3 separate regions of the Homo sapiens genome follow, and all the other regions are linked to region 3. Evidence: chromatin contacts called from ENCODE Hi-C data. All regions are on one chromosome and are shown on one strand. Each heading gives the region's core, a stretch centred on a gene start or an enhancer-like site at or near the end of the contact. The rest is flanking DNA. Distances are from core to core; before and after follow the strand shown.

Evidence for each region. Hi-C counts contacts between places; a loop is a spot of excess contacts on that map. Pooled maps may share reads with other maps.
Region 1: a map with no recorded cell type shows a loop between it and region 3 (25-fold over the local background). The contact joins two enhancer-like sites. A Hi-C loop is called at or near these places in 3 of 37 single-sample maps with no recorded cell type and 4 of 50 pooled maps.
Region 2: a loop to region 3 is called in a pooled map, with 5 times the contacts of the local background. The contact joins two enhancer-like sites. A Hi-C loop is called at or near these places in 3 of 37 single-sample maps with no recorded cell type and 3 of 50 pooled maps.

What each region holds. Positions count from the first base shown.
Region 1 is chr6:13,426,604-13,430,061 of GRCh38, reverse strand. The region is part of intron 1 of GFOD1 (Gfo/Idh/MocA-like oxidoreductase domain containing 1); the gene reads left to right. Among named protein-coding and RNA genes, the nearest start is that of GFOD1-AS1, 58 kb to the left of the region's middle. RefSeq lists enhancers at 724-793, 1,804-2,233. Within about 2 kb of position 2,026, at least 16 of the 41 ENCODE cell types and tissues checked have a DNase peak (open chromatin) inside an H3K27ac peak, as active enhancers do.
Region 2 is chr6:14,092,107-14,095,619 of GRCh38, reverse strand. No RefSeq gene overlaps it. Among named protein-coding and RNA genes, the nearest start is that of CD83, 24 kb to the left of the region's middle. RefSeq lists enhancers at 133-262, 1,156-1,285 and a cis regulatory region at 1-284. Within about 2 kb of position 2,144, at least 7 of the 41 ENCODE cell types and tissues checked have a DNase peak (open chromatin) inside an H3K27ac peak, as active enhancers do.
Region 3 is chr6:16,419,323-16,422,747 of GRCh38, reverse strand. The region is part of intron 6 of ATXN1 (ataxin 1); the gene reads left to right. Among named protein-coding and RNA genes, the nearest start is that of GMPR, 180 kb to the right of the region's middle. RefSeq lists an enhancer at 1,495-1,544. Within about 2 kb of position 1,532, at least 9 of the 41 ENCODE cell types and tissues checked have a DNase peak (open chromatin) inside an H3K27ac peak, as active enhancers do.

The DNA.
Region 1 (3,458 bases), core at 777-3,276, 3.0 Mb after region 3:
CCATTTCCACTGCATATTTTTTCATTAAGCTGGTCCCAAAGATCCATCCAAATTCAAGGGGAAGGACATATATTTCACTTCTTCATCAGGAAGTGGCAAGGTTCTGGAAGAACATGTGAGATGAGAAGTAGTGTGATCACTTTTGAAAAATACAACCTGCCATACCACTCTATACATGCATGTGTGTGTATATATATGTATAGTAGCATATTTGTATAATAATGTATATATTACATATCTATGTAATATTCATACATATGAATATATAAAACTTAAATGTTTTACAAAATAATACTTCCCTTATTACCTAGGGTACACTCTATGTTCTCTTCTATTCTTTTAAGAAAGATGCTCTTTGCCAACCCACTCAGTTGATTTCCTGCCACACTATTGTGTTGTGCCCTGTTCTATTTCTTCCAGATAGCCTTGGGCAAAGGGCTGTTTCTTAGAGCGCCAGTGTCTAGGCTGTGCTCAGGGCACTACCTGACTACGTTTCTGGCCAAGCTTTATGACGTCAGCAGTTCCTGTTGTACTCCTGGTTTTTGGCTAGCAGTAAACCCAAACTTTTCTGTCTGAGAGGACCGTGGAACTCACCCTCTCCCTGTGTCTGAAATTCCCTGAGGTCTTTGCATTCGATAGGCATTCAATTGCATTCAATAGTTTGTCGTTCTTAAAGCAGCAAGCTGGCAGAGCATCCTGGTTGATGGCATATAAACAAACCAATTCATAAGTACAGCCATTATTTCACGTTGGGGCCACACAACCCTTTGACAGCCAGTGTCTGCCGCATAGGAGACCAGCTCCTCCAGGCAGCCTGTGGCGCTGTTTCCCTTTACTGGCAGCTGTGCTATGGCCAGCCAGGGCTTCTCAGCCCAAAATGAGATAGCTCCAGTCTTTTCACTCTCATGAAAAGAACAGCTTCCCACCCATCTTGATTTCTGCTGGGGTCTTTCCTCTTTGTGCCATTTGAGAGCCACCTGGGAGCACATCTTAGTAAATATATGACCTGGGCTCATGTTTGTAGAGTCCTGTCTGAGCATCTAGCAAGCTGGCTCACGTGCTCAGGGACTTGGTACCAATTAAGACATTTATTCCCACTTTTCATATGGTCGAGAAGATGTATGTCCAACACAGTGCTTTTAACTAGGTCAGAGAAAAAGCAGGCGGGAAGCTATACATTTTACAATACTTAGTGGACCTTCTTGCTAGAATTAGTGAATGGTCAGAAAGTCCGCTTCTGATGGAGGGCCAAAGGGAGCTCTTTCAGCTCACAGCCGGGCTGTGGTGTTTGGGGAGGGAAGTTTGAGAGTGGCCGCAGAAGTACAGATGATCAAAAGCAGTACTCCTGCCGCCCGCCCTGGGAGGGGGCCTGGACTCCCTCAGGGAAGGCTTTTTTGGTGCTTTGGGTAGAGAAGCTGGAGATAGCAACTGTTGAATTTCCCCAGGCTTCGTGATTTAAAGCCCTGAGCCTTTTTCCATTGTTGTTCTTGCAGCGGCCTTTAATGTGCTGGGTGTGAAAGGGAGTGGAAATGAAAAGCCAGCGCATCGCATCGCACTGGGGGCCTGAGATCAGAAGGTGATGGAAAATGGAAATGTCAAGTTTGCGTTTCCACTGCTGGCCGCAAGGGCCTCAGGCGGCACCCCCTCCTCCCGCCTCGGCTTTCGCATCCTTCTCACTTCCTCCCCAGCCCCCCAGTTTTCACACGGCCCAGTGATAAGTGTCACTCTGGGCTGAGTGAGGCTCGTGGCTTGTCAAAAGAGGCACTAGGACGAGAACAGAGAAATTCAGCATGGGCTTGAGAGGCACGTAAAGGAACTGGCCTTCTAAAGACACCGCAGAGAGACCGCAAAGTGGGTTGGTTTTCCTTTTCTAACACTGAGAAGAAAAGGAGTTCAAAATTCACACATGGTTGATAGAAAAGACGATCTGTTTCCACATGGACTTTCCTATCTCTGTGGTGCCCAGGATGCTTAGACCTGTGAGTCTTTGAACCCAGCTTGTGTTGATGTAGCTCGGGGCACTGTCAGGCCTTTGTGCCCAGCCAGGCGTGGAGGTGTTTGAAAAGAGAGCCATCAACACCTTTCCATCGGGGACTTGCGATTTTTCTCTTTTGGTTGAGTCAACTTTGAAGTTTAGTAGTTCCTTCCCACGCTTGGTGGCCACAATGTCACGAGGCTCAGCCTGGTGTCGTGGGGCTGCTAAAGATTCCGTAGAGGCTGGAAAGGTGCCTGTCAGGGGCACCAGGAATTACGTACAAGTCTAAGGAAGCTCCAGGCTTAGGAAATAGTGGGATAAACCTTCCTTTATTATCGCATGGGATAATCACATTTGTGAAATGTAGATGTCTCAAATTTATACAAATTGAATTCTGAAAAACATCAGAAAAGTTTATTACAAAGCCTTTTTTTTTGAGACAGGCTCTTACTCTGTCACCCAGGCTGGAATGCAGTGGTACAATCACAGCTCACTGTAGCGTTGAACTCCTGGGCTCACGCGATCCTCCTGCCTCAGTCTGCTGAGTAGGCGGGACTAGAGGTGCACACCACCATGCCGGGCTAATTTTTGTAGCGATGAGATTTCACCATATTGCCCAGGGTGGTTTCAAACTCCTGGGCTCAAGGGATTCGCCTGCCTTAGCCTCTCAAAGTGCTGGGATTACAGGCATGAGGCACTGCGCCTGGCCAACAAAGTCCTTTTTTATCATCATGTTTTTAACTCTTCACAGTTTTCTATGTCTGTTACCTCACTTGAGCCCAGCTGGATTTTTGACCATTTGGATAACAGTTATTGGATTTTTCTGGAAGTCTCTACATGCATGTTCTCTGTTCAAAGGGCTTGAGGTGGACAAGTTATGCATGGCCTTCAGTTTTGGGAAGACTCTGTATGATCCTGATAAATGTAATTTCAAGATGATTATATCAAACTGAAAAAGGTGCATTGTGATCCTCTGTTACCTCAGTTTTGTCCTGTGAGGTCCAATCACACACAACTTCGGAGCCACTGCCCGCTTCCTTGTAGTTTACAAAAAATGCTTTGCCACGCTCATCACAATAACTGTGAGAGAGATATGATTATATTTCTGCTGTGCAGAGGAGAAAACTGAGGCCCAGAGAAGTTAAGTAACCTCCCCCAAGACACAGATATGAGAAAGAGATGAGACTCAAACCCCAGCCTTCTGGCACCAGGGGCATGTTCTTCCACCAACAGACACTGACAGCCGTTGCCAGAACAAGAGAAAGCTGGGCAGAAGTCGACACCTTTGGCAAAGGGCTGCCTGTCCTCTGGCCTTGCTGGTTGTTAGCCCCGCTTCTGCTCATAAGGTCCTGCATTATCCCTCGCTCAGGGGTTGCCTTGCGATGGGCCTGGTCACTCTGCTTCCGCATCCTCAGGGGGCTTGTTCCTTCTGCTTGTCCCAGGTGCTCCCTGGACCTCACCTACCTCGGGTGCCTTCAGAACA
Region 2 (3,513 bases), core at 895-3,394, 2.3 Mb after region 3:
CAGACCTTTACAAAGGCTGGGCAACATCCTGGTGAGCTCCCATGTGGAACCCACAAGAAGCCACGTTTAGTCTCACAACATTTATGGGGAAATTCCCCTGAATTGACGTTTAAGCTTTAATAGAGGAAATCAACATTCTCAGTAAATCTGGTAAAAGGTCTATGGAAACTTTGTTAAATTTCAGCCAGAGACACCCCCAATGGCTGGTCCAGCCAGTGCTGTCCATTATGCAGCTCATTCCATACAAAGTCCTTGTTCTCAAACTTGGCTAAGGCCTCCTATGAGAGAACACCTTCTACACCAGAAGGTATAATTAGATGCCCTATGGTAGCTTTTAGCCCATGTTTTGAAAATCAGCGAGGTGCCTGAGCTGAGGTGGCTGGCGGATGTGCATTGAGGAGATAGGCTGACATGGGGTGTGTTCATTAAGTTATTCAACAAGCATTCATTTACTGGGTATATAGAGTTTCCAAGCCATCATGCTTAACACCGTGGAGCCCAGAGCAATGGATAAAATGGAGCAAGTCCATTTTGCTCCCCATGGAGCATGTCAGAGGCCAGTTGGGGCCAAGTGTGTGTCTGGGAGCAGGAGGGCAATGGCAATCGGGATGCCTGTGAGATTTCCTGCTGTACTTCCTTGGTGGGGCCAGACCAGAGAATGTTGCCTATTGAAAAACATTTCTTTGTAAGGGCTTTGTAAGCAGACATCTCCAGCTGGGAGCAACTGAGGAATTTTTTAATCAGAGCCTTGATCTGCTCTTGCGGCACTGCCTGAGGCTAGCAGTGTCCCTATAACACCAAACTGAATTCTAAAAAGAAAAAAAATCAACTGATTGCTTCCAAATACTGGGATGCTTATGGGGGCATGTGTGTGTGTGTGTGCGTGCGTGTGTGTGTGTGTGCCACCATGCCCGGCAAACTTTTTTTGTATTTTCAGTAGAGACAGGGTTTTGTCACGTGGACCAGGCTGGTCTCAAACTCCTGACCTCAGGTGATCCGCCTGCCTCGGCCTCCCAAAGTGCTGGGATTACAGGCGTGAGCCACCGGACTCAGCCAGGGCTCTGTTGTTATCCCCACATCATGCCCTTCAAGTATGCCATGCTGCCGGATGTCAGGAACCAGGCTCCAAGGGGTGGTGTCTTGGCATGACTTAGACAACCAGAGACAACAACCCCAAAACAGACCTCTGGCCTTTCTCTCCTCCTCCATCTGCCTCCTGCCAGAGAAACCAAAAGAAGAACTTACTTATAAAGGCAGTCATGGGTCTTTTCACTTGTGGCACTGTGATGCCTGGCCACTGTGGGGTTTTGGAAAGGGAAGTAGCACTGACATCATAGAAACCTAGAACTGAAAAAGACCTGAAATGTTCATCTTGTCCAGGCACCTCAGTGAGACAAGACACAGCTCCCTCTCCTTGCAGCTCTCCCTGAAGATGCAGAAATAGTACTCTACCTCCTTCAGTTCTTGCTGCCAGGGCTTTATCTCCCAAAGAGGGAAGATTTTTCTCGCAACTTGAGTTCTCATTTAACTCCAGTCTACTGTCTTTTTTTTTTCAGCCAGGAGGGTCCACTAGTCAGCATTAGGCCCCTCACAAACTTGCAAACTCAAAGATAGTGGTGGAAGTGACTATTAGTCTTTTCATTTCAGGCCAGCTAAACACAATTATCTCCACCTACATTCTTCACTTGGTTCCTGTACTGTGCAGGTTTTGTTGTTGTTGTTTTTTTAATCTATACTGTTTGCAATTTTTCCACTATTTTTTTCAAAAATGTGACTGGGGTACATTGAATTTTTGTTTCCCATTCTTCACTCTCTCTCTGTTACAGAATTCTACACCCGTGACCTTTGCCATGTGACTTTGCAGTGGCTCTCACTAGAATGAGTGCAGTGTTTTTCCTCACCCCATGGAAGCTTGGCTCAGCCACAGGCTTTGCCTTGAATAACAGACGCTAGTGGAAATGATGTAAAAGAGGCTTTAAATGTGCTTGCATGATTTGACTTGGCCTGTTGTATTTCCGCCATCACCGTAAGAAGACTATGCCCCAGGTGGTGCCAGTTCCAGAACAAAATATATAAAGCAGGCCCAAAGTAGACCTGGAGCCTGGAGCCATGCCCAGTGGAGCCCAGCCAAGATCAGCTGAGTCCCTGCCAATCCACAGACCTGTGAATAAAAAAATGAATGTTTGTGGCGTCAGCCAGTGAGACTTGGGGCATTATTTGTTATACATTATTGCGGTAGTTGATGACTAATAAAATTGCCAAAATAAGGTCTGATTTAGACTAGAGATGAATTATTACCCTATCCTTGCATCACACACTCCTCAAACCACCTCTTTTGTGACACCTTCCTTGGTTCCTTTAGCTTCTCTACAACTTGTCCACCCTAAATCCTTCTTTTTGGTGTCCTATATTTGGGCCCCTGATCATAGTCAATAAAACGTTTTCTAGAAGTCAGTCTGACATATTACTCAATACTTGCATGTTTGAAACCTTATCAACAAGACTATAAAGTCATTGAGAACAGGGACCATGCGAGTACAGGATGGATAATAAAATACTCTTATTAGGAACATTCTGTACCGTGATCTCTCATCTTTGGCAGAATAAGGCTTCCAGATGTTAGCTGGAAACACATCACCATTGCATTCATGGAATTAGCATAAGGCTATGCACACAGTAGACATAAGACGCATTCGAATATTTATGGAGTGTCCATTGGAGAAGCAAAAGTAACTGAGTTGTCAATCAAATAAATATTTCTGATCTATTAATACTCAATGTCATATGCCTTATCTTTTTTGATAAAGATAATATTCAAATTCTCAATTCCATAGATATTGAATATAAGCATTTCTCTTTCCCAGCCAAAATACATCAATAGAAATAAGTGAGAGATAGTGAAGCCACCTATTTAAAAGGCCTGTGAATCGCTTCTCAGCCTTTGGCGAAGATTAAGTTTAAAAGGACTATGAAGCAAAACCTTGTGTAAAGCTAATGTTTACTTCCTATTTTACAGTGCTCTGTTTCATTTTTATTAATAAAATACACTTTTGTGTATGACAGCTGATCATATTTGATTTTCATATTCTCTATTTAAGACCAGAGAATATTCTTCAGAACCACATTTTTTTTCCCACAGTTTAGTTTCAAATGTAGTATAGTTCCTCTTTTTATAAAACAAGTCAGGAAGGTTTGTTTTATATTAAAGCATTCAATGAAAGGGTGTTTTTTTTTTTTTAAATACAAATCTACTTTTCATATACTGGAACTTTCCAGATGACTGGTCAGATTACTACAATCGCATGTTATATTGATCTGGAGTTCAAAAAAACACCAAAAGAACAATGGGATAAGCCTGCTTTCCTTCCAAGTATGGGCATAGCTATCAAAGCACCACAACTGATTTTGCAATATTCCAGAAATTATACGTCAAAGTGAATCTTGTTCCTTCAAATCAGCCACCTTATTCATTTATTCCAAAGAATTGCCAGTGGTCAAAACTGTGCTGAAAAT
Region 3 (3,425 bases), core at 283-2,782:
TTTCCCTACTTGAGGAGGCTGTTGTGAAGGGCAGGATTCTTCACTGAATCTTTATTGTAAAAGGCATAGGTGTGTCTTGGGTGGATTCCAGTTCTCAGGTTGATTTGCTTGACAACTCTTAGGAAGGAACAATTAATACTGCTGCCCCTCAACTAGCTAGGGAGATTTCACTGTGGAGGTAGAAGTCGGATTCACTGAGGCAGAATTGCCAGGGCTTGAGACCCTTCATGCCTCTCTTTTCCAAGTCTCTCTCTCCAAGAAAGGGTGAACTTTTCAAGTCAAAGAGCAGGGACGTAAATAAATGCAGTTATGGCTGTCTTAGGAGGATCCATTCACTTAAGGCAAAGGTCTTAGAAGTTACAGAAGAGGAGAGAGAATGGGAACTACTGTGGCACCAGGATGTCTGGAGAAGAGAAAGTGCGCTTACTGTGCACAGCTTCCTCTCCCTCACCTGCGCCACGGTGAACCCACCTATATCTTTCTGCTGGCAAAAACATTTGCTCAGTGTGTCGCCGGAGTACTTGAGTGTCTGATATTTCTCAAGGCAGAATCTACCTCACTGTCTCTGAAACCTCAAAATATGTGGCCCTCTCGAAGGATAACAGTTGGCAGCAACCTAAGGCTGTTCTGCTCCAACTTGGAATGAAGAGGAATATGATTTGGCCATTCTTCTTAGCACAGAGGCAAATAAAAAAAAAAACCCTTATATACTTCAAAAGATGAAGATCTTACTTCTTACTGGCTATCTTTGCACCAGGTCCTGGGATTGGCATATAATAAAAAATGCATATGCAGTGGCCATGAAATGGGCTTAAAGGTCAATCTTGGCTGCCAGTCGTGGCTAAACTGCATTGTATTCCATGTTTTTTTCCATATTGCCCCTGCAGTGTACATATACATGCACAGTCATGGCCCCTGCACACTGTGTACACACTCACGCCTGCACACATGTATGCATATCAACGCCTGCACATGTACTTGTATGCACACTCACCCACACATGTGCATTTGTGTGCACTCACTTCTGCACACCTATTTGCATGCACGCTCATCTCCCACAAATATGTATGCATGCACACTCACGCCCCCCCCACCCTCCCGTGTGAAACTCTGCACCTGCTTGTCTTTACCCTCACCCTTGAACCTGTGTATAACCTCATAAAGTAGGAAGAAGCCCAGTGTTGAACTCTACAGCCTTTTACATTCAAAATGGTTTTGAAAAATGCCCATTCAGAGGAACAGGAAAGCACCAAACCTAAAAGGTCTGAGGACCTTTCCATGCTTTCTGTCTCCTAATCTCAGAGCTGTACCAATCTGTTATTTAAAAATTAGTCATTATTTATCCAAGGCAGGAGGGGACAAATGTAACTGTTAGTTCAGTAAATGATTTCATTCTTTTTTTTTTCCTGTGTCCTTTCTACTGTTAAAGTGACGAAAATGACACCACGGTTTGATATGTGGGGTTGGTTTCAGTTTGAATAATCTCATCCTTAGCTGCATGTGAACTCATGTCTTCTCACACTCTATTAGATAAAAGCCTAAAACAGGAAGGCCAGAAACAACTGTTTTTAAAAAGCTCATGCTACCCTGGCAACTTAAGTTGGAAGAACCTAATAAATAAATACAAAGCTGCCCCTCTGTCCTAATGTACTTCTTCTGAATTCCAGCTGGGCACCTCATGGTTTCATGCCTGAATCACAAAGGCGAGTGCCAGTACCCAGCCAGAGCAGTTTTCCTACCATAAACCAGTAAATGTGTGTGTATCACATGTAAGTCAGGGTCAGATGGGGAAAATCAACTACAAAACCGCAGAGACATTATGCAAAATTGGATTACGTACATGTTTTCAGTTTTGTCTCTTAGCAGTTTAAGTCTTTAATTAAAATACACACGAGAGAGAGAGACAGAGAGAGAGAGAGAGAATCTGTAACTGTTAGATTTTATAGGCCCCGGTTATGAGATAATAGCCTTCCAAGTAATTTTTATGGGTCATTCTATCTAGTGGCAACTTAGACTATAAAGCCATCTCCCAGCTTCCCAAAAGTAATGTCTGTTTTCTCACTTTCTAATAATTACTTCAGATTTGAAAGTAAGGAGTTGTCACAGTGAATACAAATTAGAGTCAGCTTCAGGGTATTACTAAATGTGGATTGTTTTGTTCCGAGTTTTATCCATTTTAGGCAGAGTAACATGATCATTTATATACATCTGCCTCTATGCAGGCTGTGTAGACATACTCAGAACACCAGCTTCACCTCTTCAGTCTTCTAAGACAGTCTTTCTAATACTCTATATTGTCTAATAGCTAAGCTATTGTTAAATAAAAACACGCAAATGTTTGCAGTTAGGCTCCCCCCTCCATTCTCAACCTCTTAAGTGATACAGACAGTAAATGCATTTTGATGTTTATTTAGAAAGTTGGCATCCTGGGACTGTTCACAAGATAGCTAATTTGTCTGAAGGTCCCCAGAGACAGTGAAAGTCATCCCACCATCTCTCTAGCTGCCCTCATACCGGGGAAGTAAAATGCAGCATAGAACACTGCAGCTCACGTTATGGAGAACAGTGGTGCTATGGTGATTTCCTTTCTATTCAAATCATTTAGTGAGGATTTACATAATTTGCATTAACGTGTGACTTTCGATCACTTATGCTGCAGCAGAGTATTCGTTGCCTATGTTCTCTAAGGCACCAGTGTGGTGGTTCATGTGTCCTTGTATAAAAGATTACTGTCCTCCCCATCCCCAGTCTTTGTATCTGTGCACCAGAACAAAATGCCCTCGGATCATGGCCACCCAGGCCAGAGAATGAGGACCCACACTTTAAAAACCCTGTAGATGATAGGATGAGCGGTCCTCATCCGTCCCCTCCCTGAGAGTGAGGTTGGGTTGGAGTAGAAGGATGGACTCTGCCAAATGATGACAGCAGCCCTGAGAGTCCTTCTCACAGGTGGCCAGCTCTGTCCCCTCCAGCCTCACCACACATTCCCCTAGTACACAAAGGCAGACCCGGGCAGCCACTCAGCATGCACATGTAGCAGTGTCCCCTGTACACTGGTACCCTCAAGGCCTCCCTGGCACCTTTGCTTGTTACGTTGGCTGATTTCTTCAAAGGGAAATATGGGATGTGGTGCAGCCTGGCCCTCACACACTCTGAAAATAGCACTGCCCAGGGCCAGGCCTTTTCCTTTGCACACTGCCATACCCACCCTGGAAAGTACTCCATGGTTGTATCACAAGAAAACAGCCATTTGGGCATTTTAAATTACTCAAAATATTATAAAAATATTTATAAAATATATTAATGTATATATTTATAAAATACAAAGAGTATATGATTACCAGGCAAATGAGTAGACAGTGATAGAACTATCATAAGAATAGGATTGGCTATTAATTATAATAATGATTGGAATAGATAACATT